Regions from separate parts of the Homo sapiens genome. Here regions 2, 3, 4 and 5 are each linked to region 1. Evidence: chromatin loops called from intact Hi-C (ENCODE). Cell type or tissue: dorsolateral prefrontal cortex. All regions are shown on one strand. Links, peaks and the distances in the headings refer to the core of each region. The heading gives the core; the rest is flanking DNA. Region 1 overlaps CYP19A1 (cytochrome P450 family 19 subfamily A member 1). Region 2 overlaps GLDN (gliomedin). Region 3 overlaps CYP19A1 (cytochrome P450 family 19 subfamily A member 1). Region 4 overlaps GLDN (gliomedin). Region 5 overlaps DMXL2 (Dmx like 2).

What was found. A loop is a pair of places that touch in the nucleus more often than their neighbours do. Peaks named below come from ENCODE experiments on the same cell type or tissue, not always from the same donor. Only the 100,000 strongest peaks of a DNase experiment are listed, where the experiment ranks them.
Region 2: a loop joins it to region 1, with 7 times the contacts of the local background. A loop is called at or near these places in 91 of 110 quality-filtered maps.
Region 3: a loop joins it to region 1, with 4 times the contacts of the local background. A loop is called at or near these places in 6 of 110 quality-filtered maps.
Region 4: it touches region 1 in a loop (3-fold over the local background); 17 of 110 quality-filtered maps call a loop at or near these places.
Region 5: a loop joins it to region 1, with 2.3 times the contacts of the local background. A loop is called at or near these places in 12 of 110 quality-filtered maps.

What each region holds. Positions count from the first base shown.
Region 1 is chr15:51,278,020-51,283,957 of GRCh38, reverse strand. All of the region lies in intron 1 of CYP19A1 (cytochrome P450 family 19 subfamily A member 1), which reads left to right. MIR4713HG (MIR4713 host gene) reads right to left here. Exons shown (of 3, transcript NR_146310.1): 2 at 5,908-5,938. Among named protein-coding and RNA genes, the nearest start is that of MIR7973-1, 33 kb to the left of the region's middle. RefSeq lists a promoter at 1,397-1,776. In dorsolateral prefrontal cortex, for the core only: CTCF peaks have their summits at 725 (motif pointing right), 2,184 and 2,388 (motif pointing left); a DNase peak (open chromatin) is centred at 2,397; H3K4me3 peaks cover 675 bases; H3K27ac peaks cover 322 bases.
Region 2 is chr15:51,378,577-51,384,514 of GRCh38, reverse strand. It overlaps GLDN (gliomedin), which reads right to left. Exons shown (of 10, transcript NM_181789.4): 3 at 1,062-1,079; 4 at 623-730. Among named protein-coding and RNA genes, the nearest start is that of GLDN, 40 kb to the right of the region's middle. In dorsolateral prefrontal cortex, for the core only: CTCF peaks have their summits at 1,525 (motif pointing right), 2,902 and 3,104 (motif pointing right); DNase peaks (open chromatin) are centred at 1,494 and 3,134; H3K4me3 peaks cover 2,121 bases; H3K27ac peaks cover 3,154 bases.
Region 3 is chr15:51,226,828-51,232,765 of GRCh38, reverse strand. CYP19A1 (cytochrome P450 family 19 subfamily A member 1) reads left to right here. Exons shown (of 10, transcript NM_000103.4): 4 at 4,833-4,987. All of the region lies in intron 1 of MIR4713HG (MIR4713 host gene), which reads right to left. Among named protein-coding and RNA genes, the nearest start is that of MIR4713, 12 kb to the left of the region's middle. RefSeq lists enhancers at 4,000-4,294, 4,020-4,314. In dorsolateral prefrontal cortex, for the core only: a CTCF peak has its summit at 2,752 (motif pointing left); no DNase peak of the experiment used is centred there.
Region 4 is chr15:51,400,864-51,406,801 of GRCh38, reverse strand. It overlaps GLDN (gliomedin), which reads right to left. Exons shown (of 10, transcript NM_181789.4): 9 at 5,059-5,209; 10 at 1-2,525. The coding sequence ends at 2,048. Among named protein-coding and RNA genes, the nearest start is that of GLDN, 62 kb to the right of the region's middle. In dorsolateral prefrontal cortex, for the core only: CTCF peaks have their summits at 3,134, 3,336 (motif pointing right) and 4,724 (motif pointing right); a DNase peak (open chromatin) is centred at 4,771; H3K27ac peaks cover 1,004 bases.
Region 5 is chr15:51,496,658-51,502,595 of GRCh38, reverse strand. DMXL2 (Dmx like 2) reads left to right here. Exons shown (of 44, transcript NM_001378457.1): 18 at 2,365-4,044. Among named protein-coding and RNA genes, the nearest start is that of DMXL2, 120 kb to the left of the region's middle. In dorsolateral prefrontal cortex, for the core only: a CTCF peak has its summit at 3,011 (motif pointing right); no DNase peak of the experiment used is centred there.

The sequences.
Region 1 (5,938 bases), core at 342-5,341:
CTCCCGTAGGGACCTTTTTTGGCAGCTCCCCAGGAAACAGGGAGATGGTAATTGTGCTGCAAAGGTCTATGGCAACACTGCCTGCTGTGGCAGGGGACAATTGTTGTACGCTTGTGAGGGCACTGGCTGTGCCGGGTATGCCTCGGTTTGTTGAGGGGCCTGAGGTGGGCCACTCTTCCCATTTCCTGAAAGAGGTTGTCCATCTTTAGAACGACACTGATTTGCCCAGTGATTGCCTTTTTTACAATGGGGGCATACACCAGGGCTTTTCTGTTGATTGACGGTAGTAGTTCTTGCCTTTTGATTTCCTTTTCTACATTCCTTTTTTGTGTCCAAATTGCCGACAATTGGAACAAGAGCCTGAGAAATGGGGCATATTCTTTCCTACTCTTAATCCAGCCATAGCCTGAGCTGAAAGAGTAGCCTTATGTAAGTTACCTCCAATGCCATCGCAAGCCTTAACGTATTCAGAGTAATGGCTTGCTTGAATTCCTTCCCTCCTTGCTGGATTATAGTAATGGGAAATTGCCATACTTCAAGGTCTCCCTCGGCTCTAGCTTTTTGAATAGAATTTTGTATAGCACCACCAATTGCTCCAGGTTTTAATGTTGCAACTACAGGAGTGGTGTTTTTCAGCTAATTCATTTTCTCGCCCATTAATGGGAGAGAGAAGAGGTGGCCATTCACTTAATTCAGCAGGTGGAGCCAACGGGCTAGTAAAACATACTTCTTTCAGTTTCCCTTTCTTTAATTTCCTCCGGTTTCTGTTCCTCACATTCAGAATCTGAAATTAGTTCTTTACACTCGTCCTCCTCTTCCTCATCTGAATCTACCTCATCATCTGTTTGAAATGGCTCAAAAGCTGCCTTTATTATCACTCACATTGACCAAAAAAAACTGGAATTTTTGCTCCATCTTTATACGCCTTTTTAAAATCTCTGCCAATTATCTCCCATTCATCCAACTCCATAGTCCCTTGTTCCAGGAACCATGGGCAAAACTCCTTTACCGTACTAAAGAGTGATAACAAATTCTGAGTACTAACTTTCACCCCCACTCTTCATAATAAATGCCTTAAGAAACTTAAATAAGCAGAATATTTGCTTTCACTTTGTCCTGTTGTTACCCTGGTTCTTCCGAGCCCTCAGCTTTCCCACCAAGCTTCCTTTAGTCATCCTTGGGTGTCCTTTGACAATGCATCCCCTGCTTTCACATGCTCTAGTGTTCCTTCACCAGGGCCTTTGTCGCCCCACGTTGGGCAGCCAGGAATGTTGGGGTGATCAGATCCAACACCAGGCCTTGGGGCAACGAAGTCTGGCAGAGTCAAAGGAAAGAGAAAAGACAGTTTGAGAGAGAAAGTGGGTCCAGGTGGCCAACGCAAGTATGGAGGCTGTGAAGGCCCTGAGCTCTGGAAGCCCAGACTATTTATTGGTGGTCAAACAAAGAAACAGGTGGTGAGAATGTGTGGGTCAAAAGGGCAAGCACATGATCTACAGCTGTGATAGTTTAGCATTTCCTTTGAAGCATATGGAACATATTCTGCTACTTGAGATAATAGGGAGCATGTTCTTCCAGTTTAAGCTAGAAGCAAGGAGCCAGCAAGTCTAGACTCATTCCAGAGGCCACGAGGGGTTTTATGCACTGAGCCCTGGACATTATGTCAGACATGCAAGCCCTGCCTCAGCTTTTTTTCCCAACACTCAGCTTTTTCCCAACAAGAAGATGAAGTGTTGTATCTTAGGGGCTCCATCTACAAGGATGAAGTAAGACCGGAGAAAGGGGTGAAATCAGCAAGGGTAACTATCATCATGTGTCTGGAGGTCTGCTGCTCCTTTACTCCAGCCTCTCTGTCTCAGTTCTTCTCATTCCAGAGGTCCCTGTGGACTGTGACAAGGATTTTTCAGAATTCAGAGAGGGAACCAACAAGGGGCAAGCTTGGTTTATTTCTCTTTATTTGGTTTATTCTCATTATTATTTTTCTTGCCTTTTCTACCTCTAATTCCTTCTTAGCCCTTCCCTTTCTGCTTCCATTTCTATCCCAAAATATGAGCCACAAAGAGAAATTTGGGGAATTAGAAGGAAGAGACTTAAGGGAAAATGTATATGTCATTGGTGTATGTGTCAGTTTTCAGTCATAACTTGGGTTGGGGGAAGTCAGTGTACCCTTTACTCTTGCTGAGGAAATTTCTTCTGAGCCTTAGCCACATCCCACTTGCCCAGGGCATCATTCTTTTCTTTTTTTTTTCTGGCATATATCTCTACTTCAGATTCAAACTTGGCCATTACCTCTGGCCAGCCAAGCAGCTGTCCCCTGAGAGGGGGGCCAACTCTCCTGCCCCTCACTGCCTGCCTCCCAAGGCTGCCCTAGGGCTCAGCTGAAGAAGGCGGTTGTGCTTTGCTGCCCCCTGTTGCTCAAGTCCTGCTTTTCCATAGGAGCTGCCGGGCTGTATGTCTGGATGTGACTTCTCCAGGCAGGTCCTCCTCTCCTGCCCGCAGTGCTCTGGCTCCTCAGGGTAGGTTTCTGTCCAGGACATGGCCCCTGAAAGGGCTTGGAAAAAGCCCCCTTGCGTAGTACTGGCTGAGCTTCTACTTGCTGCCCCAGGAACCTCCAGAGAGTGACCCAAACATCTGGTATAGCCTCTAATCTTACCTAGTCAGTCATGTTTCTCTTCAGGCCTCTTCTAAGAACAGTTTCCTGGAGAAACAGAATAGAGTTGTGGTCACTACACTGGAGTCTTCCTGGGGTAGGAGTGGGTCCTTTCTAAAGTAGAAGGGGCTGTGTAGCAAGGGGGCTGTGTGAGCATTTCTAGAAATGTTGTCTGCTGAATTTTCCACTGGGAAAGAGCAAGTCCTGGCGGAGTTAGCAGCAGCTGGGCAGTAGGCAATAGATAGCATCAGGGTCTCTGGATGCTCAGTGGGGGTGGCATCAGGGAACACTGGTTTCCCCAGTAACGGGCGCCTGGGCCTGCAGTGGCAGTCAATTCCACAGAGGATGCCCCGGAGCTTGGCATCTCTCACTGTGCTGTCTTCCCATTCCTGAGACTGGAATATGGAGCTCATGTGGGCTGGGCAGCTTCCCAGCAGTGGTTGGTCAGGATGTGAGAGTGCTGTGGTCCAGGTACCTGTGGACAAGTGACCTGCCACACTGCAAGACCCAAAATGACACTGGACTACATTCGTTGACACAGTTACAGCTGTACCAAAATTTTTTTTCCAAGGTTCAAGTTGGAACATTTGTAAGCCAAGCCCTCATGGGTCCAAGCCTATTTTCTTCACCACACCACACTGAGTGAGGGCAGTGGCTCATTACAGACCACAGTATCTCCCCACCTCCACCCATGTAGATGAGAACCTGGAGCCTGCCAAGGACTAGTGTCCAGAATGGTGCCCAAGTCACCTCCTGATAGGTAGGAAGTGGCCAAAATGAGGTGTAGGACCTCATGTCCTAGAGGTCAAAGCTAAGAGTCCAAGGCAAATGGCCACAAGGCAGAAAGAGCCAAACCAGAGCCCCCCTAAAATGGGGAGACCAGGATGGATAGATAAGAAGAAGGGCAGGCTTTGGCTGGGCGTGGTGGCTCACACCTGTAATCCCAGCCCTTTGGGAGGCCAAGGGGGGTGGATCACGAGGTCAGGAGATCAAGACCATCCTGGCTAAGACTGTGAAACCCCGTCTCTACTAAAAAATACAAAAAAAATTAGCCGGGCATGGTGGCGGGCGCCTGTAGTCCCAGCTACTCTGGAGGCGGAGGCAGAGGTTGCAGTGAGCCGAGATCGTGCCACTGCACTCCAGCCTGGGCGACAGAGCGAGACTCCGTCTCAAAAAAAAAAAAAAAAAAAAAAGAAGGGCAGGCTTTTAGTTTTAGATCTAAGTCCAAAGTACAAATGTGAGCAGAGCGGGCTCTTATGGAGGGAGCCAGTCACATGGGGTCTAGGATGGAGTAACAGTTCAACCCCCTTAGACCCATCCCTTCTCTCTCTGTTTCTCCTTTGACTTCGAAGTTAACAAAAACATTTAATCGCATTCTAAATGCAAAAGCCCCATGCAAACACTTGGAATTGGGAAAAGAGGAGAATACAACAGTTTCTGCCCTCAAGGAACATAAAGTGAGTTCACAGCCTCTTTCTCTTTCAGCCTCCTCTTTTCTCTCTCATTCCTTCACCTAGCAGGTGCTAGGCAGCAACTGTATACCCAGACATTATTATTTCTCTTGCCTTTTCCACCTTTAATTCCCTATTAGCCCTTTCTGCTTCCATTTCTATCCCAAAATATAAGCCACAAAGAGAAATTTGGGGAATTAGAAGGAAGAGACTTTAAGGGAAATGTATATGTCATCGGTGCATGTGTCAGTTTTCACTCATAGCTTGGTTTGGGGGAAGTCAGTGTTTTTTTCCTCTTGCTGAGGAAATTTCTTCTGAGCCTTAGCCACATCCCACTTGCCCAGGTCTTCATTCTTTTCTTTTTTTCTGGCATATATCTCTACTTCAAATTCAAGTTGGTTGTGGGTCTTCCACCTACTTTGTAGATGGAGATGTGGGGGTTGATGCCAATCTGACAGTGACCAGCACTACAGAGTGGAATGGGAACCTTCTCATCTTCCTGCTGGGCTCCCATCCCAGCCCCCAGGCCTCACCTTGCCTCTCCTGCGCAGTGGGGTTCATTCCAGGATGCCCTCCCAATAAAGCTGAGGGCATGAAGGCTTCTTGAATGGCAAGCACTTTGGAGGCTAGGAAGGGAACAAATCTTTAAATCACTAGGTACTCTTTTTACTTCTCATCTTGCTTTTAATCCAAGTCTTTGGTCTCTTACTTGCTTGCTTTCTTCTCACCCAGGACAGAGTCACAGAGACCTTGAAGAATGGAGGAGGTAGAAAAAGGAGAAATGCAGGAAGGAGGTGTGTTATGGAGTTATCCAGTGGAGGCTCGCATCCAGCTTTATTTTGCCTCCAAAGATCTTGCATCCTACCTGTTAAGAAGCTTGGAATGCCACTATTCCATTAAATCTTAAAGGAACTTGAGTCTTTCATTTAAAAATGTGTTCCTAAAATGTAAATGTCCCTATGTGGGACAGTATTTAGCCGACAGTAAATTTGAGAGGAGGGTCTCAAGGGGCAGTGTCACCAGGAAAAGAGAGAAAGGCTCCTCTCCCCAAGTCAAACCTTACCTTACTTAACCGATTGTATTTCCTCCCTCAGAGGATGCCATATCTCAGTACAGGAGAGAAAATAGAAGGTAGAGAGACTTTTACCCAAGCACCCCCTGAACCCCAGGTGTACACAACTGAACCTGATGCAGTGACAATCACGTTCACACATAAAACATCTGGCTAAAGGCTAAGATCACTTCGGATTTCCGACATACATTTTCCTAAGCAGTGCATTTTTCTTTAATTTTCCTTAGAAAAAGACTGTAAAGTAGCCCCACAATTCCCACATCTTCATACTCCACCCTGCATTCAAGTTTTCCTGGGACAGGTATCTATGTGTGTGCATGAATCTATTTTTACGGCATATGTCTAGGACCCCCTACGAGGAGCCAAAGTTTCAGAGAGCCCAGCAACTATGTAACTCCATGGAAGGGAGGCATGATATTACTCTCTGTTCACAGGAGCGTACGCACAGATCTTTTCTCCTCCTCATGGTCAGTTTTCTATTTGTGATTAGTAATTAGCTTCTCTTGGTACGCTACGATCTATTACAAAAGCCAAACATTCAGGGGGCGAGCTGAAATGACAAAATTTGGCTATAATTTATGTTGGCCCCTGACATATATATTTTTTTAATGGTTTGGTCTCTAAGCAACTGATCTCTTAGCAACAAGAAGCACCTTTATAAAAGATGGCACACGAAGAGTGATTGCCAGAAAAGCCACCTGGTTCTTAAACAGCCGCGCATCATTAGCAAAACTCACCATCTTCAAGAGTCCAAAAACTAGAAGTGAC
Region 2 (5,938 bases), core at 692-5,691, 100 kb before region 1:
TTCTCCAGTGGTGATGGCCTGCTCATAACAGGGCAAAGGAAGCTCCTCCGAGATGCCAGCCATATCTTCATAGTTATCCTGTAGCCCCTGAAGAGGAGACCCTTTGACCTGAGTGCCGGCCACAGGGAGGCCAGGATGCTGCCTTTCCACTCAAGCAGTTTGAGCTATTCCTCTAGCCAAGAAATGCCTTACCAGGGGCCAACATCAGTTCATTGATTTTCAACCAAACACAGATTCGCTGGGCAGGAGGAGGCAATAGAGGGCAAGGCAGGAGCTGAGCCTCGAAAGAGCATGCACCAGCACCAGCTGTCACACGGCCCACAGAATGCCCCTCCCAGGGCTGTGGGCTCCTGCTCCTTCCACCTCCCATCTGCAGCAGAAGGGTGCGAGTCAGTTCCCAGGAGACGGCTTCTCCAGTTTGAAATAAACATCTGTCAAGGTGGGACCAAGAAGTATACCCTTGGTATCCCGGAACGCAATGGCTTCTAGGTAAGAGTTAAACCGGCCTTAAACTGTGCAGAGATGAAACACCTTACCCCTGCTGCACACAGTTTTAGTCGACCCAAATGCAATCATGGAGATAAATAACAGGGAAATTAATTAGAAGAGTTGCCAAAAATACCCATTTTTCCTCTTTTTCCATTTGCTCCTTTTTCTCCTTTTGGGCCCTGAGGACCAGGCTGTCCATCCAATCCGTTGTGTCCTGGCAACCCGCCGGCTCCCGGAGGTCCTGCATCAAAACACAGAAACAGGGACATTAACCAAAAAAAAAAAAAAAATTATTCACTGAAGTTACTGTCATTTCCTTTACCAGTGAAACTGAGCAGGCATCAATTCCTTTTCCACATCCTTTCCCACTTCTTTCCTTCCTTCTCTGGCTGAAGCAGTGCCAAGTGGGGGGATGGTGATGGCAGAGCCTCAGGTGAGGGGCACAAAGAAGGAGACACACAGCCAGGACTGCCTCCAGGCTCTTGCCCTCCCCGCATCTGTCCCAACAGGGAGATCCTAGGGTCTGGCCACCCACAGCCTCCCCTTGAACTAGAAAATCCATGGGCTCTTACCTGGTGGTCCAGAAGGTCCTACAACGGAAAAAAAATTTAGTTGAGAAACCAGCACCGAACCCAGAAAACAAAGAGCACCCCCGACCTTCAAATCTCCTAATTATCTACTGACCCTAAGCAATGGATTTGACACCTTGTATTTAGAACTCGTTATATTTGGCCAAAAGACCCTTTAAAGCAATTCAACAAAGACCCATTTGCCAATCAAACCACTTTTGCTTGTTTCAATGAACCAAGATTAATTTCTGAGCTGTCCTCACTCTAGATTGATAAATTAGTCATCTCTCAAGCAGTCAACCTAATAAACGGAGGGCCAGTAACAATGCTGGTGGCCATGAGTGCAGCCCTAGCATGGGGGTTAGCAAATGATGGTGCTGTCATTGTGGGGCTGAGATTTGGCCGTCCCAGGAGTTCTCCAAGTGCTGTAATCTAGCTAGCTTGTCTCATCTGAGCCACTGGGGGGAGTCGGGAGTGAAAGCTGGCTGGCTAGATTTCTCTTTTGTTACATGAAATAGCCTGAGAAAAATTGAGAGCCCAGATCAGGTAACAAATACCTTCCTTAGCATGTAATTACTCAAGGATCTAAGGGGTTCACATGAATTTTGCTCCCACAAATAGGGGTGTCTTATTGTCGACTATTCTATTTGAGTACTCAGACAAGCTAATGAGGTTGTAACATGAGCACTTGAGTTCCTTTTGTTTCTTTTCTTTTCTTTTTTTTTTTTTTGGAGACAGAGTCTTGCTCTGTCACCCAGGCTGGAGTGCAGTGGCACCATCTCGGCTCACTGCAAGCTCCGCCTCCTGGGTTCATGCCATTCTCCTGCCTCAGCCTCCCGAGTAGCTGGGACTACAGGCACCCGCCACCACGCCCGGCTAATTTTTTTTTTTTTATGTATTTTTAGTAGAGACAGGGTTTCACTGTGTTAGCCAAGATAGCCTCGATCTCCTGAACTCGTGATCTGCCCGCCTCTTTAGACCACATATAATGATTACCAATATTGGAATGGTGAGGTCTTTCCATAAATCTAAGCCTGTGACCATTCACAAAACAAGCATTGCTAAGCAGTTATTATGTGCATCAAACTCCACCAAGAAATCTTGGTGCCTGTATCCTGTTGTGTTCACAGTCTACGTGGGAAAGATGGACTCTTTGAAACCATAATGCAGTATGAGAGAGCTACAGTGAAGTCTCCACTCCCATACCCCTGACAAGGGGTACTGGGGAAGTGTGGGCATGCAGTGGTCTGAGAAGGCATCTCAAGAAGATGATCCTGGAGCCACGACATTGAAGAAACGGGGCTTAAGATGGCAGCAGATGAGGTCTGGCATTCCATGAAGGGGCCACCAGGAGTAAAGGTACAGAGGTGGGGACTTATAAGATTCAGGGTGGGAGGAAGTTAGAGGACTGGCCAAGTGTGTAGAGATGAGGCTGAAGAAGGACCTGGGTATGGTGGGTGGCAGAAGCACTTGAATGTCAAACCAGGAGGTGTAGATGGTATCTGTGAGGCAGGAGGGAGCCATGGGAGGTTCTTAGGCAGGGGGATGATGCTGTGAAAGCAGTGTGGGTTTGATAGCCTCTTTGTCGTTGGTAGATGGATAGAACTAGGTGCAACAAGACGAGAGAGACAGTGACACAGAGACAGGAAGAGAGACATGGAGGATGGGCATTGCAGAAAAAAAAAAAACCCTAGGGGATCTTTGTAGCTGTCAACTCAGTGACAAGCTTGTGGATAAATGAGCTGACTGTAGAATTGTAGAGAAAGCTAGACATTCAAGAGGTATTTCAGCAGAATGAGCAAGAATCCACATCTGATTGGGTAGGAGGCAAAGGAGGAGGACATTCAGATAACAGGGGGCCTGCAATACAGATGGATAGAGGCTATTTTGACAGGCGTGGGGACTTTTGGGAGAAATAGGTGTTTGAGGATATGCTTTCAATACATAACAGTCCTACTCTGGGCAAAAATGGCTGGCTAAAATGGTACCACATTCTCTAGGGTCAGTACAGCCTGTGTCTCCATGACTTTACCACCAGATGGCGAACACGTACTGGGAAGGGGGTGAGGTGGCCAGTTAACAGAGGTCAGAGGAAATCAATTAATCATCGTTCGCGACGACAGAGGGAGCCAAATTCGGATATAGAGACTGGTGGAAAGAATAATTTGACTGTAAGACACAAGACTTGCCTGTACACAGTAGGTTTCAAAAGTTCTCACGACAGTCTGATAACCACGTCCATGCATCAGTACTGTTGGTGAGAGCTCCCGGCTGAAGCTGTATATTCAGGACACGTTAGCCGTGGCCAAGGCTCTCACTGTGGTGATTAGATTAGGGTGTCCTGCAAGAGTTCCACTGATGCCCTATGGATAGAGTTCCTCTCATATGAATCCACAGAATCGCCTGCAATGCCTAGTAAATGCAGATACCCAGGCCCCATCTGGGGTTCCTAATTCAGTTTGGATTTAGAGTGAGGCCCAATAATCTGCATTTTTATCCGAGCATCATAGATGACTGGAATGGAGGTGGTCATGGGCCCTCTGATGTGGTGTGAAAATTTTCTGGGAAAAGAATCAGTCACCATCAGCAGATCCTTAGAGGGGTTCTTGATCCTAAAAAGGTCCAGAGCTGCTAGTCTTAAGGCAAGAGTAAAAAGTCTAGGCTAGAATTGGGGATGGAAGAGCGGGAGGGCCACACCCCACCTGGGGAGAGGCAAGTGAGAGAAGAGGCACCAGGAAAGAGAGAGTTGTCAGAAGACACTTGGAGGAGGAAATCCAGCAGGTCTAATTCCCCGCAGCTAGATGAGGAGAGAATTTCAGAAGAGAAAGGAAGACAGCCCCAGAGAGCTCAGCAGTCCGGGCAGACATAAAATGTGCTGAGGCATAGGGAGTTATGGTGATGGCGGGATGTCCTCCGTCCTCTCAGAATGCCAGCCTGGCTCTCCAGGGGCCTGACATCTGGAAGAGCTCCCACATGTGTCAAATAATGTCAAATGCCATGATGTGTGCCAACTGGGTGTTTAGAAAACTGTTTCTCAGCTCCTGACCCTTCTCCCTTTCTTGAATAGCACATCCTCAAGGAATATGTGCAGACATCCATGATCATGCTAATAGTGCATGCAGGGCTGGTGTCCTGGGCCTACCACCCATGCAGGTGCATAGGGTTTCACCTCACAAGGGGGCTTCAGGTGTGGGCTTAATGCTCTGCAGTCGCCGTCTAGAAATTCCCAGTGATCTTGTCTTTGAATTTGTGTAAGTGAAGTCCAATGGGTCAATAAAGTATGCACAGGGGGCTTGGTGGGGTCCCAACTCCCACCACCTTCCTAGGAACTGCCACCTGCTCCCTTGCCCCATGATGTGTCCTCTGTACTCCTTGCCCCATCAGTAACTTCTGCCACCTTCCACTCTGGTAGGGGCTGGGGCACAAGTGCAGGAAAGGTGGGGCTGAGTGGTGCCCTGCGTGCCTGAGTCACAGGGAAGGATCCCTGGTGCCTGTGAGGGTCTGTACTTGCCCCATAAGTATTCTATGCTTCATGGAGTATGACATTAGGTAGCAGATAAAAACTCACACCAAAACAGGTCAAGACTGTGGAAGAAAGAAGAAAGCCTTTTTCCTGCTTCTTTTGGACAAGAAACCCTGCATTTTCATTTTGCACTGGGCCCTGCAAATTATGTAGCTCATGCTAACTGTACCCATCCCACACTCCTAACCAGAATCGATTAAAATTGGGTGGATGCTTGATAAGAGCTGAGCCACTTAGATATTTTTTCCCTTGAAATCTAAAATTGGCTCACAATGCCCCAGTTATGTAAACTTGAGGTCTGTGATGGCCATGAACACCAAAAACAAATCAGTCTGCAGAGAGAAGTGCCAGTTCCAGTCAATTAGTGCTGGCTTTCTGGAACAGCAGAAAAGAATGCTATGAGGCTGTGCTCAGCAGCATTGATCCGTGATTGATATTTGCCTAGGCATAGAATAAGAGACTAGAGACACGTATCATAACTGGATTAGGGTCACTTGGCTGCAAGGAGAATGTGTAGTGCTTCTGCCCCAATACGCAGTTCAGTAACATGATGATTTAGATATTTTCTAACAGATACACACGAAGAGGATGCAGTGAGTGAAGAATAACCCAATAACATGGCTTCTTCAAGATGCCTGCTCTCCCAGAAGATATGCTTCTGGGTCCCCAAGGAAATCTGGGCTCCAGAGTAAGATGCATTCAGAAAAGCATGTGTTGTTTGACAAACTCTGTACTAGCAGAATAACTAATTACTCTAGCTAGGGGATTACCCTCACGATCCAACTGAGATGTTAAAGGTTGCACAGAATCACATAGCATCTGTCCTGACTGCCGTAGCAGCAACAGCTGGGCAAGGAAGAGGAATGGGAGCCAGGTTACCTGGTCACAGCTGGACTAGCCTCAAGTTATGAGTGCCTGCTTTTTCAAAGATGAATCCAGTGGGAAGCTAAACCTTGTTCCCAGTCCCCAAGCCCAGGTTCTGCTCTGGCACATCTTCCTGCCAGGCATCCTCTTAGGGCTCGAGACCAATGCTCTGTGTCCACCCTCTGAAGCTACCCAGTTCATTCCTGGGTCCTGTCACTCACCTTGCTGCCCACTACCCTGCCCCCAATCCAGGCCTCGTGGTCTATCCCAAAGGATCCTCTCACTTTGCAACTTGTACTTTTCACATCTAATTTTAATTGAAGAACTTTCTGTGCAAAAGGAGGCCCAATTTCAAGCTGGCATGAAAGGAGAAGGTGCTGTCTTTTGAAAAGCACTTCAAAGTGCTAAAGAAAAACCTACTCAACCCACTTCCAGTGCAGACGTCGTTCCCCACTCTCTGCCAATCTCTCCTAAGTGGTCTCAATAGCTCCGT
Region 3 (5,938 bases), core at 296-5,295, 51 kb after region 1:
TGATGGTGGCTGGTCCAGGTGGTAGCAGTAGAGATGATAAGAGATGAGGGAAAATTCTGGACATATTTTGAAGGCAAAGCCAACAGACTTGCTGACAGATTGGATGTAGGGTGTGAGAGAAAAAAAAAGAGTCAAAGTGCTGTCCAGTTTTGCATTGAATGGGGACATCGTGTCCTGAGATAGGTGGAGCAAGTTTGGGAAGGGGAGAGATTAGGGTTCCATTCCAGACATGTTAGATTTGACATGCCCAGTTGACATCTGAGTGGGATGATTGAGTAGAGAGAACTGAACCTTGAGACCCTCTAGTGTAAATAGGTCAGAAACTAGCAACAGAGACTGAGAAGAGCAGCTAGACCGAGAAGAGAAAACCAGGAAAGTGTAATGTCTGAAAACCAGGTGAAAAATCCATATCAGGGAGTAGAAAATTGTGAACCATGTCAAATACCACTGATGGGGCAAGGGAATGCATGGAGATTTCAGTACTGCATTTAGCAACAGGGAGGTCACAGGTGACCTTGACAAGAGCAGTTTCAATGGACTAGTGGGGGCAAAAGTCTGACCAGAGAAGAGAATCGGGGGAGAAGAATCAGAGGCAGCAAGTGTAGACAAGTCTTCCAAGGAGTTTGCCATAAAGAAGGCAGGAAATGGGCCAGTAGATGAGTGAGATGTGTGGGCAAAGGAATTTTGATTTTTAAAATAGGAGAAATTACAGCATGTGAGTTGTAGGGGGACTGGTCAGTTATGGAGGAAAATCAAATGATTGTTGATGGAAGAGAAAGAGTGTGCTAGGTGAGATGTGAAGAGGTCCCTGGGGACAAGTGGATGGGTTGGCCTTGAATAGGGACATGGAATTTCCATAGTAATAGGAGGGAAGGTGGAATATATGGGCACAGGTCCGGGTCGTTGGGGATTGTGGAGATTCTCTTGTAGTTGCTTCCACTTTCTTGGGAAAATTGGAAATAAAGTCTTCAGCTGGGGCTGAGTAGGGAGAATATAATAGTCATCTAGAAGAGTGAGAGAGTGAATGGGCTGGGGACATGCAGTAGCATTGCCAGCGACACTAAGGGCCCACTTGAATTTAACCGAGACCTGACAGCAGGCACGTGTGCGCTAACGTACACACATGCGCACACATGTGTGCGCATGTGTGGTTTTTCTTTTTTTCCCAGCCCACTTCAACTGCCAGGTGCAAGCACAGAATAAGCTAAGAGTTGGATTTAGCTAGAGTGTGGTCTTATCAGACAACCATGACAAAGTAAGAAGAGGGTCAAGGGAGTTGAGGATTCAGGGAAGGGTATTTTAATTTTAATGATTGACAGTAATTTTTTCCCAACTTTCTGTTAAGAAAATTGTCAAATGAGTAGGAAAATTGAAAGAGCCGTCCCCCTGCCACACTTTTCCCCCTGTGACATTGACATTTTGAAGAGACCAGGTCAGCTATAACATATCCCACATTCTGAATTTCTCTCACTGTTTCATCAGGGTGTCATTTACTATATTCATCTATTCTCTGTATTTCTTATAAACTGAAAATTGGGTCTAAAGGCTCAATTAGATTAAGGTTGCACATTTTTGCAATAACACTTCAGTAGTACTAGGAACTTCATATCACATCACATCAGAAGATGAGTAACAGGTTGTCCCACTAGCACTGATGTTAAATTTGATCACTGGTTAGGTGGTTACAGTGAGATTCCTCTGTTATAAAGATTGTTTATCTCTTGTAGTCACCTAGAATTTAAGCTGGGTAAGTGAGGATATTAGAGAAGTGAAGGACAGTGAAAAGGTGATAGGATTGATGGAACAGATCTACATGAGGCAAGTGTTTTTAAATGTTTGTTACCAGCCGGGTGCAGTGGCTCACACCTGTAATGCCAGCACTTTGGGAGGTGAAAGTGGGTGTATTACTTGAAGTCAAGAGTTTGAGACCAGCCTGGCCAACATGGTGAAACCCTGTCTCTACTAAAAATGCACAAAAAATTAGCCGGGTGTGGTGGCGGGTGCCTGTAATCCCAGCTACTCAGGGGGCTGTGGCACGAGAATTGCTTGAACCTGGGAGGTGGAGTTTGCAATTAGCTGAGATTGCGCCACTGCACTCCAGCCTGGGCGATAGAGTGAGACTCTGTCTCAAAAAAAAAAAAAAAAAAAGAAGGCACCAATTAGTCCATTAATTGCCTCCTCATCACTGTTGAATCTGCCCACAAGTGTGTGAATTGTTTAATCCCAGAACTCAGGTGGCTTTCTTCTCATCACCTAAGAGCTTACTCCCTGACTACTTTTCATTTTGAACAGACAATAGGTTTGCCATCTTTGGAGATGTCTTTTATCTTCAATCATGCTTAATGAGGGATAATAACCCTAGTGATCAGACACCCAACGCTGTGCACTGTCCCTGCTGAGGCTGGGGACTCAGCTGGACTCTCCTCAGTGCTAAGAAATCCTCACTCTCCCAAATAATCAGTATAACACTTGCCTCTGGCAGTATTGCAGGCTGGCCCACAAGCCAGAGCCAGGCCTGTCTTGACTGCCAGGAGGAGCTCTGGGCTGGGGTCCTTAGTTCATCACTGACCTTCTCTTCACTTTTCTGATTTACTCTGGTTAGATAAATCCAGCCTACTTTTAGTAAGTGACCTTGTTTTAAATTGCTCATCTGTGGCCAGTCACACATCCCTTGCTTTATCACATCGGCCTGATTAGCTTTGTCCCTAACAAGCCTGAGCTTTGGATTCAAAATAGCTGAGAAGTTGGTGCCCCCTAAAGGACACAAGAATTTTAAAGGTTGGCTCTTTATTACTAATAACTAGCAAATATTTCGTTGGGTTTGTTTTATGTTTGGAGTTTCTTACTCTCTTTTTAAAACTGATTAGCAAGTTCTTAAATGAAATGGACAGGCCAATATGATTAATGCAGTATGCAAAAGCCCCAGGGTCAGAGCAGAAAAATAGTGTTTGTCCTTTAAGTGCTTAAAATTTTTAAATATTAGTTTGTGAATAAAGAATATATAAATTACTTAATTTCTGCTTTAATTATAGAATGATGGAGGGGAAGGTAAGTAAAGCTAGAGTTTTCAAATATTTTAATTAGTAAGAATTTCATTCCTTCCTATAGCATAATTTTTCTATATATGACAAAATTTGAAACGTCAGACAAATTCCCCAGAATACAAATGGAAGCATCTGGATTTTTATTTATTTATTTATTTATTTTTGCTAGGGAGAGGCAAACATGTCCAAAACTTAGGATTATTTGATGAATATTATCTGGAATCAGATCAAGAGAATATTTAATAGTGTTTTTATTTGAAAATAGGTGGTTTTTCCTGAAATAAATATTAATAAGTTATTTATACAATAACTCTGCTTTTTTTTTTTTTTTTGAGATAGGATCTTGCTCTGTCACCTAGGTTGGAGTGCAATGGCTTGATCATGGCTCACTGCAGCCTCAACCTCCAGGGCTCGAGCTATCCTACTGCCTCAGCCCACCAAGTAGTTGGGACTACAGGCACACACTACCACACCTTATATATTATATATTATTATACAATAATAATCCTGTTCTAATTTCTTGACACTACCATTATTTCAGGGGCTTACTTTTAAAGCTTAAATAGGACTATGGAACACATCGCAGATGTGAGAGCTGGATTAATACTTAGCCCACAACCTAATACATTGAACCAGAGCAGCGCTTTTTTGGTCTAGAGTCCTCTGGGAATGTATTTCAACAGGCATTAACTGAACAACCTCATTAAGGCAAAAGTATCCTTTTAGGAGCCAAGTGTCAACTAGGAGATGGAGGAGCAAGTCTCTCCAACCTGAGAACCAATTGCAGATATTATAGTAACCACTTGCAATCTTTGAGGGTTATTTGTTCTGAAAACCTCCATAGTGGGAGAATTTGCAGCTGTGAAACAAAATTTCAGGAGACCAGAGGAGAGGGAGGACCAAAGTTGCAATTAATACATGAAATTTTGTATAAATATTAAGTTCACCAAGAAAGTAACAACAACATCTAAAATCAAGATAATACCAATGACATCTAATGCATCTTGAATTTGCATAATTGAGCATCATGCAAATTGCCCTGTCTCATGACTCATCACATCCTGTGTCGTGGGAGAACTCTGTGACCCTGGAGACTTTGATGAGTCATGATGGAAGGCAGAGCCCCAAAATAGCTTCCTTTACTACCACAGTGAACTTTGCATGCCAGTCCAGCCAGGCGCTGGCCAAGCTCAGGGCTAGAAGAAGTGCCCAAGGAGATATTTTTCAAGCCCTGACTGATACTCCACTGGAGGGGGCAGGCCTGATTAGAGACTGGAGTTGGGTGGTACTAGGCAAAACTGCTGGTTCCAAAATAGGAAAACAAGACTTTAGTAATTCCACAAACTTCTGATTCTGTGGCTCACTCTTGTAGTGGGTGGCACTTTGTGGAGTGAGGCTGGATGATACCTGGGAGGCTGGAGGTTCTTCTGGCTCTGGTGGTATGGAGGGTTCAGCTTCTTAGCAGCCTTGCAGCTCTGACTCCAGTAGTGGGTAGTATTTTGGTGAGGTTAGAGAAGAAAGAGAAGTAAGGAATGGTATATGGGTGTGTGTGTGTGTTTTCTATCTTTGGTGATGTTGAAACAGGGAGTCAGTAGGTAGAAATGATTCAACTGGAGAAGGATGTCCTCATGCTAACAGAAGTGCTTATTCAACCCGAATACTAGAAATCATGCACATTGCATTTGGAGCAACATGCATTTGCTAAGAGAGCTACCTCCTAGTCAAAATGTACCACCAGGAGTTCTCCTGACCCTTAAAAATTGACACCAAAGTTTCCTGTCTTTTCAGGTCCTCAAGTATGTTCCACATAATGAAGCACAATCATTACAGCTCTCGATTCGGCAGCAAACTTGGGCTGCAGTGCATCGGTATGCATGAGAAAGGCATCATATTTAACAACAATCCAGAGCTCTGGAAAACAACTCGACCCTTCTTTATGAAAGGTAAGCAGGTACTTAGTTAGCTACAATCTTTTTTGTCTATGAATGTGCCTTTTTTGAAATCATATTTTTAAAATATTTTATTTATTTATTTATTTATTTATTTATTGAGACAGGCTCTGACTCTATCACCCAGGCAGGAGTGACCTTGGCTCACGACCTTGGCTCACTGTAACCTCCGCCTCCCAGGCTCAGGCGATTCTCCCACCTCAGCCTCGCGAGTAGCTGGGACTACAGATGTGCACCACCATGCCTGGCTAATTTTTGTATTTTTTGTAGCGATGGGGTTTCGCCATATTTGAGACCAGGCTGGGCTCAAACTCACGGAGTCAAACGATTGACCTGCCTCGGCCTCCCAAAGTGCTGGGATTACAGGCATGAGCTATCATTCCTAGTCTGAAATCATATTTTGAATTCTACTGCAATAAAGGAGGAAGAGCTAACATTCATTATGCCTTTACTCTGTTGTAGCCATTGTTCTAAACACTTGAATGGCAGCCCCATGTGGTAAATGTTGTTATCTCCTACAATTCACAGAAAATGAGGTTAAGTAACTTGCCCAAGGTCCAAACATTAGTAAATGATAGCCCGGAATATAGCCCTGAAGCCTATATTTCTTAATCACCACAAATTCTTTTCTTCTTATTGATGTGCAAAGCAATTTTATAGGCAAAAGAAGAGATGTAGCTATATATTTAGAGTAATTTCAGTTAAGAATTTAGCATGTCACCCATATGTTTGATTTAAACACGGCCAAACAATGTGTTTGCTGAGTGCTTGACTGACAGCCCAGATGATTTAGCAGGAAGCAATTTGTGAATGAAATTAGATAATTTTAGAACTGAGAGGGACCATATCTGTCATCTAGCCTCTGATTTTAACAGTTGAGGAAATAAAGTTCCAACGAAGTTATGATTTTCACCCAGGCAAAATAGGGAGTAATGAATGAGCTGA
Region 4 (5,938 bases), core at 341-5,340, 120 kb before region 1:
TGGTACAACCAATCTAATGAAAAGTAGGTGAAGTTTCAAATAGCCATCATATTGAGAACACAACAAACAAGTCATTGACAGCTGCCTGGGGACTTTCAGGGGAGCAGGGAGATTTGAATATTTAAATCTGTATATCCCCTAAGTTTTATTTTCTTATATTTTATTTTTTAGAGATGGGATCTCTCTAGGCTGGTCCTGAGATCCTGGCCTCAAGTGATCCTCCCATCCCTGCCTCCAAAGTAGCTGGGATTGCAGTTATGTGCCACCATGCCCAGTTCAACCCTAAGTTTTAAAATACTGCTGTTAATAATATATTGAACTCAGGGCCATTGAGAATGAATTTGGTCCCAAAGAGAAAGTTTCAGAATACACACAAATTGGGACAAGTTGCTGAAAAATCTTTACATAAGATTTGCCCTGGTTCCCCTTCCTGGCTGCAGAGCCCCAGGAACTTTTCCAGCTTCCTCTCTATTCGCAGTGGCCCTTCCCGGGGCCGCAGCGCTGGGCTGAAAGATGTTTAAAGAAGTGAGTTGGCAGAAAATATGCATATTTAAGAGCATTTAGGAGCAAGTTCAACTGGATTCTCTCCTGGCATCCAAGGGGACCAGATCACATCCTTTAAAACTATGTTAGAGAAAGAACTGTCCCCTAACCAGCCTTTGTGGAGGGCCACTTCATCTTACGCCGTTATCAGCCTTCCCCTCTACTCAAAACGCAAGTCACATCCTATGCGGCTTCTTAGTTTAGAACAAAACAAAACAGGCTCTGGTTCTGATTTTTTCAAGAATCAGGCTCACTTTATATTCTTTATCAGGAGTCAGCAATCTTTTTCCATAAAGGGGTAGCTGGTCAATATTTTAGGCACTGTGGGGCCATATGCTCTTTGTTGCAATGACTCGACTCTGCTGTTGCAGAGCAAAAGCAATGTCAGGCCGTACTGCATAAACAAATGAGTGTGGCTGTGCTCAGTAAAACCTTATTTAAAAAAACAGGCAATGGACTGGCTCTGGCCCAGTTCTACATAATAGCCACAAATGGAGCCTCTCTTCTGAACACTGCAAAGTGCTTCCCATGGTTCCAGCCAGATTAACGTCTACTTACACAGCATTTAGTACTTTGATAGTGGATCCACAGGAGAAGCATAAGAAGTCAGAGTGATCTGAGGATTCAGTGTTCATGATCCACAGCTACAAATCAACATGATCAGAAACTGGGGGGAACCTGGAAGATCATGATTCTGTTTTATTAAGAAACCTGGGCCAGGCACACATGCCTGTAATCCAGCATTTTGGGAGGCCAAGGCAGGAGGATCACTTGAGCCCCAGGAGTTCAAGACCAGCCTGGGAAACATAGCAAGACTCTCTCTCTATTTAAAATAAGAAAAGAAAAAAAATAGCTTATTGAAAAAAAAAAAAAAAAAAAAACCTGAACATGTAGCTGTCCCTGGCTTTTGCTAATCTCAGAGCTGCCCAATCAGCAGCTGAGGGTAATGGTTATTCTGTGGTGGCAGGTGCAGATGCAAAGAAAAGCAATAAATTATGGATAATGTGATACTTTAGATGTCTTAAAGAGTCAATGCATTTTTTCAAAGAACAAGATATAAGTCAGCACTGAGGGATTCACTACTCAAGCCACTGGACTTATCAACTCAAAGGTAAATTTGGTCAGCATGTGGCTAAAAAAGCTAAACGACAGAAGCAGATACATAAAAGTTGTGAGAAGAGCAGCCACCAAGAATCACCAAATTACCTACAGGTACAGAAAATCTCCCCAATCATCTTAGCCAATTCAGATTACCAATGGGGAAACTAAGGCCCAAGGAGAAAGAGGTAACTTGCAGAGCCAGCTGTGGGGAGATCACCAAATCTCAGCCATTTCAACTTCCAATCTGTTGCTATTTCACTAAGCGGGGCTCACTGACCATATAAACACTTTTGAGGTTATTTTCTAAATATCTGGCTGACGTTAAAAAAACAAGTTTCCTGTTGGGGGAGAACTGGTCCCAGAAAACCCCTGAAATTTGCTGAAGGGAGCCGAATGCAGCACATCACTGATTTAAGGTAGTTGACAAAAACTGCACAGGATAAAGCATTAAATGGCCATCTTCCCATGAATATAAATGCTGATCTCTCATGTTGTATGCTAACATGGCAAGAACAGACTGGGAAGTTCTTAAATCAAAGTTTGCATTGATCTGTTTCCCTCCTAACAAATCAAAGGCAAATGTGACCCTCATATCTTTGGTGTCTGTGACATAGAGGATTCCTCGGGCAATGAAGGCGTTGCCAGCCTTGGATTTAGGGTACGTGGTATTGACGTGTTGCACCACTGAGAATGTCCTCTCATCCAGTTGTGCTACAAGAATGCTCGAGCCGTCCACACTTGACGCATAGATAATCCAAAGGCCCTTTTCATCTACAGCTAGATTGAAGTAAGTTTTGGAATTTGCAAAAAGGTATTTTCGATCAAAATACAAGGCATTTTCAAGCTTCAGAGTTTGGGATGTTTCCTGGCCAAATTCAAATCTGAAATATGCAAACAAAGAAAAGTAGACATGAATCACCGTTTCTGTGGACAGGTGGTTTATTAGGCTCCTCTATTAAACTGAGTTAGTGGGTCTGGGGTGAGGGCTGGGATTTTGCATTCCTTACAAGCTCCCAGGTAATGCCTGCTCTGCTGGTCCTTGGGCAATGCTGTGAGCAGTGAGGCTGTAAGAGACAATGACTGGCTGTGCTAGCAGAGGCAACAGGGAGACAGTGGTGTGGTGTCAGAATAATCACCAAAGTCAGAATGAATTTGCATCTGAGTGACCACTTACTAGCCATGTGACCCCCACTTCACTAATGCCCAGATGTTTGTTGACCTCCTGAAATGCCCCCTCAAAGATTCTTAGAGCTGCAAGGGGGCTGTAAAAGAGGATCTAGTCCAATCTTTTCATTTTATAAGCAAAAAATGAGAAGCAACTGGCCCATGAAGACAAGTAAGAGGCAGAGCCAGAGGTTGAACTTAGGGTTTCTAACTCTAAGTGTGGGGGTTATTCCTTTACTCCCTGCTGAAATTTTAAAAAAAGAGTTTCACAGCCTGCTAAGTTAAGAAGAAAGTCAGCAGGTGAGAAGGGCTGTTGCAAAGTCATGACTGTGAAAACCATTTTCTTGTGAAGTAAGTGGCTGGATACATTAAACTATGGCATGGAATCTCATGCCCCTTAGCTCCTGGAGGCTGTATGATTTGACAGATTCCAACTCTAGGCTGTATTGTAAAAGTGAATTATAATTCAAAAGGTACGTAACTCCAGGAATGAAAATTCAGGAACATTAGGCTAAAAGAAAACACCAGAGGGTGCCACTGAGCAGCAGAAGAAACATGAACTGTGTGCATCTGTGGATATGCATTTGAGCATAACAGACTTGAAGTCTATCAAGAAACCGTGAAGAAACTAGAGAATAGTGAGGCTTGGGAAGGTCCCTGCACATCTCAGTACACAGGAGTTCTCCTTCCTCTGAATACCTGGGGTTTACTGCTGCCATTTGGCCCCGTCTAGTCCTGGCACCTCACAGCTGCATTCCTTGGTGAGACCCATCTCTCCCAGCAATTACAGGGTCGAATTCAGCTCTGCTTCTCCGTCAGGTCCCAGTCCGTGGCGCGGCATAGAGCAGTACAGCCTCCTAACCACTGCATCCAAACTTAGCTTCCTTAGAAGATACACCTCCTTGAAGAGGCCAGTTCTCACTATGGGGGTTATCCACCGCAGAACTGCCCCCCACGCCACCTCCGTGTGGCAATAGCCCTATATAACATGGCAGCAGGGAACCACAAGATTCAGTGAGAAGCATCGGAGGAAAGAGTGTGTCTTGAGAGGGGGACTACTGAGCAGGTGGTAGGTCAGTTGTCTTTTTCTACTAGCACAAGACTGCCCAAATGGGGTGGCCAGGGAGGTGTAGAGATGATGATGGGGGTGTCATGTAGATGGGAGTGAGAGGCAAAGGAGGGGATGCTTCCTGCCGCGGCTGACGCCAGTGTCCGATGTGTCTGATCATATCGCATATTACACTAGGAAACTCGCCCCATTCTAACCTGAGCATTCAAATGCCAAAGGTTGTTAAAGCTGGACCTCACTAAGGGTAGGAGAAGGATGAGGGAGAGGGAAGGGACCCAGTCCTCCCTCAAAGTCACTGTCTCTTGTTTTGAATGAGTAGGACTGTGGCATTCATAATACTGGGTTTACTGTTTCAGATAGTGGAAGAGCTAGAAGGACTCAGAGGCTGTAGTCCATCTTTTTGTTTTTAGTTGAGGACAGGGAGACACAGGAAGTGCTGTCTCTTGTCCAAGGCCATAGAGGAGGCACAAGAGTTGGAGCCAGAAACCAGGTGTCCTGGCTTTCGGTTCATTGCTCTCTTGATTTGCCCAAGATGACCTGCTTCTGCCTCCAAAGGCCAGAGCTTGATTTCCTCTTCTTGAACCCTAAAGACAGAACTTCAGCAATTCTTGTGGGGAAGGCTCAGCGGCTGCCTTGGGCAGTGTCTACCCAGGTGACCCTCCTCCCTTCCCTATGGGAGAGCAGAGGGCGGCCTGGGAGGACTCCATCAGGATGACAGACGGATCTGAAGGCAGAGACGCTTGACTAGGGGTTCATTCCCCAGTCTTCAATGATCTCAGCTGTGACACGAAATTCCCCACACCCAAAGTTTTCCAAAACAAAACTTTATCAGGGAGCAGCAGCACGTTCCACCAGGGGGAGCTATGAGTTCGGGCTGCTTCTCTCTCAGAGGATGGGGAAGCTGCGGCCGTCACCACTCCAGGTCTACTTCTCCCTGGCTCTGACCTTCCTCGGGCTGTCCAGACCAGCAACAAATGCAGACCCCAGGCAGGGGCTGGGCCATGGGGCTCACTAACATATCCTGTGATTCATTCAGTCGACAAACCCTGATTGACCTCAGTGTGTCAGCCCTAGGGACACAAAGATGATGAAAACACAGTCCCTACCCCTAATTGCTCACAAAAGCACCACAGCACAGGTGCTGCCTGAGAGGCGTGAGAAGGTGCTGTGGTGCGACTTACCTCACTAGGGTATTAGAACCCCCTTTGTGGTAGTAGAGAGAGTTGTTGTAAACAACGTGCCCACAGCCATGGAAATAGTATGGAAGGTGGATGAACGTGTAACTGCCATTCAGAAGTGAGGGCTGATCCTTGAATTCCTTAACCATGATGCCTGTAGGAGGGAAGCCAGGGAGAGGCTGTTACCTACCTCCAGCAATCACAGCTTGGGAGGGAGTCCTTGGGAGGAATTTCAAAGGCGGGAAGTTGAGAGTGAAATGTTCCCTAAGGTCCCTTGTCCAGTGTGAAGAGTCTAAGACTCCCAAGCTCAAAGTCCAATTCTCCATATGGATTTCTGAAATGTCTTTCAAATGTGGTAGGCATTGAACTGGCCTGGCTGCTCCTGGGAGAACTATGTATCACCCTCTCCCACCCCACTCTATACTGTTTATCAAACTCTCTATGAGAGTGGCATAGGCCTTCAACAGGAATAGCAGATACTTGGCGCTTGGGCAATCACCTCTTGCCTCCTCCCACCTCTTCCTGCACTGTGCAGCAGCCACTACTAATGAACAATATTACTTTCTTTTTGAGTCCCCGAATCCTGGTAATCTGGGCAGTTATTACCAGGTTCCCAATTGAATAACTGGCCTTGATGAAATAAAGAACTGATTTCTTCTCAGCTATTTCTCCAACCAGTGATTATGGCCAGACCCCTCCTTTAATGAGGCCGCTGTTACTACCACTAGCAATTCCTGACCACATCTCTTTGGGACAGTACAACTAGGGACCTGCTCAGATAGAGTGTGACTGCAAGGTGGAACTTCACCTTCTCCCTGGGCTCTCTGTCCAACAGGTGGCTGGGAAAGATGGCCAAAAGTACTCTTCTGGGAGGGCGGCAACC
Region 5 (5,938 bases), core at 404-5,403, 220 kb before region 1:
ATCCCAGCACTTTGGGAGGCTGAGGTGGGTGGATCACTTGAGGTCAGTAGTTCGAGACCACCCTGGCTAACATGGCGAAACCATGTCTGTACTAAAAATACACAAATTAGTTGGGCGTGGTGGCACGTGCCTGTAATCCCAGCTACTTGGGAAGCTGAGGCAGGGGAATTGCTTGAACTCGAGAGGTGGAGGCGGCAGTGAGCTGACATCACACTACTGCATTCCAGCCTGGGCGGGCGACACAGTGAGACTCCATACACACACACACACACACACACACACACACACAAACCCACAAAATTTCCTGTGATAAATGTAATCAGCTTGACAGAAAATAGTGTAAATTTTTTTTTTTTTTTTTTTTAGACGGAGTCTCACTCTGTCGCCCAGGCTGGAATGCAGTGGTGCTATCTTGGCTCACTTCAAGCTCCACCTCCCGGGTTCACACCCATTCTCCTGCCTCAGCCTCCTGAATAGTTGGGACTACAGGCATCCACCACCATGCCCAGCTAATTTTTTTTGTATTTTTAGTAGAGACGGGGTTTCACCGTGTTAGCCAGGATGGTCTCGATCTCCTGACCTCGTGATCCACCCACCTCAGCCTCCCAAAGTGCTGGGATTACAGGTGTGAGCCACCACGCCCGGCCAAAATAATGAAATTTTTTTTTTTTTTTTTGAGATGGAGTTTCGCTCTGTCACCCAGGCTGGAGTGCAGTGGTGCTATCTTGGCTCACTGCAAGCTTCGCCTCCCAGGTTCATGCCATTCTCCTGCCTTAGCCTCCCGAGTAGCTGGGACTACAGGCGCCCACCACCATGCCTGGCTAATTTTTTGTATTTTTAGTAGAGACGGGGTTTCACTGTGTTAGTCAGGATGGTCTCGATCTCCTGACCTTGTGATCCGCCCACTCGGCCTCCCAAAGTGCTGGGATTACAGGCGTGAGCCACCGCGCCCAGCCAATAGTGAAAATATTTTAATGTGAGGTGTCTTGCCTACACTTTGGAATATAATGATAGTAAAATTTTGAAGAACAAATACATTCATTTGTAAACCACTGAGGCTTTTTTTAAAATTTAAGACTTCATTCACATTGTGGTAATCACGTCTCACCTTTATTAAGAATGTTTGAACAACAGTTGGCAGATACTCTGAGGAAAAATGTAGGATAAAAGACTATAGTTTGGGTGGTCTGGAATGATACTGACTTTAGCAAGGTAGATATTTTGAGGGCAAGTCTGGCAGCTGTGTTTAAAGTGATCTACTTGCAGAATTTTAATTGGGGAGTTTCTAGAATAGTGTTTTTGGGAAACCAAAATTGGAGGTTCGGGGCCGCTAAAATTACTGGTGAATGATATTCAGTATAGGTGTTTTCTTATTCATCCGTAAGACAGGTTTGCATTCACAGTTGGAAAGATCATATTGAGAAGAGTGTACTCTTGGGCTTTTGTGGCTGGTGCAGATCTAGGCCAGTTTGTTAATCTTTCAAAATATTTGAAAGGTTTGGGTTATACTCAAATAAGTTTATTGGAGTTCGTGATAATAAATTATATTTTACAGACGCCTTATAAAATGTCTTATTTGACAATAGTAATCTAGGGGAAACAGTAACTGATCCCAATTGTTTAGATGGAATAGGCTCAGATGATTAAGTAGCTTTCCCACTGTTAATGAAATTATTGATGGGTTGAAACTCAAATCCAGATCTTCTGACCTCAGATCTTTAATCTCTATATCCCCTTGTCTTACAGTTGACAACAGATGTGCATTGTTAGTCTTTGGCAGTCAGGAATAGATAAGAGGGTTCTGGTTCAGTGCTAAGAGAGGATGAATTAAACTTGGTAAAATGGGTAAGATCTATTGGTCTGTTTTGCGGTCTGAAACAAAATTTGGTGTACCACCTGGGGTCTGGATTATTTGAGAGAAGGTTAGGGGCATTTGAAAGGCAAATTGTAAAGCTCAGTTAAGTATTCATGATGAAAATGATTAAATATATAGTATGAAATTCTAAGGAGGCATGTTGTGAAGGTAAATATAAATAATAGAAACACATTAAGGGCTGACTTGTTTCAGTGCTTTTGAGTTTTATTTTAATTAAATGGTTGCCTCATTTAAACTTAATTACCTAAAAACAAATTAAGTGATTATTATTGCATACCTTGATTTCACTGATGGGCTCTTCAAGACCTTTATAGATATGTTGGCCAATGGACATTTAGTGGGATACTAGTTAAGAGGAAGACTGCAGAGATATTCTGAAGAAGCTCATAGTGACTTTAAATTGATCACATTCCAGAATTTGATTACTACCATATTATTTTGTGGCTTTATTATTATTACAACTAACTATTTGCTTTTTCTTTTTTAAGGCCATCTGAGTTCTTCTTCAATTTATCCAGTGTGCCTTGCACCTTATTTAGTGGTTACAACTTGTTCTGACAATAAAGTACGCTTCTGGAAATGTTGTATGGAAGCCAACCCAGAGTGTAATAAAAGTGATGAGAAAGAAATTTATCATTGGAAGAGATGGCCTTTGATGAATGATGAAGGAGAAGATAATAGCAGTACAGTGAGCATTGTGGGAAGACCAGTTGCTGTTAGCTGTTCATACACAGGTCGCCTTGCAGTGGCTTATAAGCAGCCTATCCACCATAATGGTTTTGTTTCTAAAGAATTTTCCATGCATGTTTGTATATTTGAATGTGAATCTACAGGAGGATCAGAGTGGGTTTTAGAACAAACAATTCATCTTGATGATTTGGTTAAGGTTGGGAGTGTACTTGATTCAAGGGTCAGCGTCGACAGTAATCTGTTTGTGTATAGCAAGTCAGATGCACTCTTGAGCAAGGATAGATATCTTATTCCGAATATCAAACATTTAGTACATTTGGACTGGGTATCAAAAGAAGATGGCTCCCACATTCTTACAGTGGGAGTCGGTGCGAATATCTTCATGTATGGAAGGCTTTCAGGAATTGTGACTGAGCAAACCAACAGTAAGGATGGAGTAGCTGTCATCACTTTACCACTAGGTGGTAGTATCAAGCAAGGAGTTAAGTCAAGATGGGTTCTTCTTAGATCTATAGACTTGGTATCTTCTGTTGATGGTACTCCTTCACTGCCTGTTTCTCTCTCTTGGGTAAGAGATGGGATATTGGTGGTAGGAATGGATTGTGAAATGCATGTATATGCACAGTGGAAGCATGCTGTCAAATTTGGAGACACTGAAGCTGATAGTTCTAATGCAGAAGAGGCAGCAATGCAAGATCATTCGACCTTTAAATCTAATATGCTGGCAAGAAAAAGTGTTGTTGAAGGAACAGCTATTTCTGATGATGTTTTTTGTTCACCAACTGTAATTCAAGATGGTGGCTTATTTGAGGCTGCACATGTACTTTCCCCTACTCTTCCACAATATCATCCAACTCAGCTGTTAGAATTGATGGATTTAGGGAAAGTGCGAAGGGCTAAAGCCATTCTCTCTCATTTAGTAAAATGTATTGCAGGTGAAGTAGCAATAGTTAGAGATCCTGATGCTGGAGAAGGAACTAAGCGACATCTCTCTCGAACTATTAGTGTAAGTGGCAGTACAGCAAAGGAAACAGTCACCGTAGGAAAAGATGGTACTCGAGATTATACTGAGATAGATTCTATCCCTCCACTACCACTATATGCATTACTTGCTGCAGATCAAGATACATCCTACAGAATTTCAGAAGAAAGTACAAAGATACCACAGAGCTATGAAGATCAGACAGTAAGTCAACCAGAGGATCAGTATTCAGAGCTGTTTCAAATCCAGGATATACCAACGGATGATATTGATTTAGAGCCTGAAAAGAGAGAAAACAAATCAAAAGTAATAAATCTTTCTCAATATGGACCAGCTTACTTTGGCCAAGAACATGCAAGGGTACTTTCAAGTCATCTTATGCACTCAAGTCTACCAGGCCTTACCCGTTTGGAGCAGATGTTCCTTGTAGCTTTGGCTGATACAGTGGCTACTACTAGTACTGAGCTTGATGAAAGCAGAGATAAGAGTTGCTCAGGTAAATATTCTCGCTAAAAATTTATAAAGTTGTACCTAATAGAAATATTTGTATTATCTCTATACTGACTCATTTACTGAATTGCAGTCTCAACTTTCAAACTTTGCAGGGAAAAGACCTCCTTAATAGGTAATTACTATTATATAATATGCTCAGTTAGAAAAGACGGTTGAGGCCGGCATATGAATGCATGGATTTGTGAGATCCATGTGCATTCTCTCATGAGTTTTTACACTGAAACCTTTGTGTCATTTTGGATTTATAATCTTGTTTTTTTGTGTGTGTTTGGGTGGGTTTTTTGTTTGTTTTTTTGAGACAGGGTCTTGCTCTGTTGCCCAAGCTGGAGTTGAGCGGTGCAGTCATGGGTCACTGTAGCCTTAACCTCTCAGGTTCAAGTAATCTTCCTATCTCAGCCTCCTGAATAGCCGGGACCACAGGTGTGCACCACCATGGGGCCCAGCTAATTTCTTTTTATTTTTTTTGTAGGGACTAGGTCTCCTTATGTTGCCCCAGCTAGTCTCGAATTCCTGAGCTCAAGCAGTCCTCCTGCCTTGGCCTCCCACAGTGCTGGGATTATAGGTATGAGTCACCATGGACTGGCCAAGTCTCTTGTTTTTTAACACAGATTGATCCCTATGATTTTTTCTTTGATAATAACAGCCCATTTGTTAATGTTACTATGGAATCATGAGGCTTATTGGGACCTCATGGGCTCAACTTGTTGGTCTTCCCATTTCTAGCCATAAACAACTTTTTACAATTACCTAATTTTCTCCAAAAAGTCTCTTCAGCGAGATTTCCATACAGTTAATGTCATACGTATTTTGCCTAATTCATTCTGTAACTAGAAAATTTTTGGCTGCTTCCTGGAACTAGATTCCATTCTCTTTTATGCACATAGTTCAGGGTAATGGTGTTGATTGTAAATGATGGCATTGGCAAAGGAAACTGAAAATTAATGATCAGAATTTCATTAATTCAATAAATATTTTGGAGGAGTGAAAAATTGCTATGTTTCAGGCACTTTCTTTACTTTATCATATTTAATTATCACAGTCTTCTAGCAGATAGCTATTATTATGTTTAACTTTATAGATGAAGACACTGATCCTTAAGAAATTAAGGGACTCATCTGAGATCACATAGGCATTAAGGAGTAGAAGTGGAGTTCATATGTGGATAAACTGTTGACTCAAAGCCTGTACCCTTTTAACTATTTCATGATTTCCAGATCTGTGGGGGAAAGGTAGCTGGAAAATATCTCTTCATATAGATTTACATCCTTATAGTATATCCCCCAAAGTTTTCTTCTCTGCAGGTTAAAATAACTAGAGACCTTCTAGGGTTTTGCCTATGACTTATTTTCTCACTATTAATTGGAAAAGAAAAATCTTAACCATTATGAGGTTGTATGCAGTTGAATGAGATTCTTCCCAGAACAACCTTAAGCTTGTGTTGTGTGTTTAATATATATTAGTTTTTACTGTGGGACATTAAGAAAGTAGGCATGGCATGATTTGTAAAAAATAGTTTATACTTTCTAATACAAAACTGTATCATTGGCTAAGCAATATAGAAATAGTGTATCCTGGACACAGTGGACATTCATGAGGTAATAAGGCAGGAATGAATGTCTCCATTTCACAGGTGGGAAACTGAAGCTCAGAGATTAAATGAGTTACACATCTCAGTAAATGGATTCTAAGTAAATGAGTTCTTCCATTTGTTCAGGTGAGACAACTTACAGTCATTCTTGACTCTGCTTTCTCTCATACCCAGTATCCAGTTCATTGGCAAATGCTATCAGTTCTATTAATATCCAGAATCCAATAATCAATTCTCATTACCTCTGCAGTTACTACTCTGGTCCAAGTCCCTGTCATCTCCTAACTGC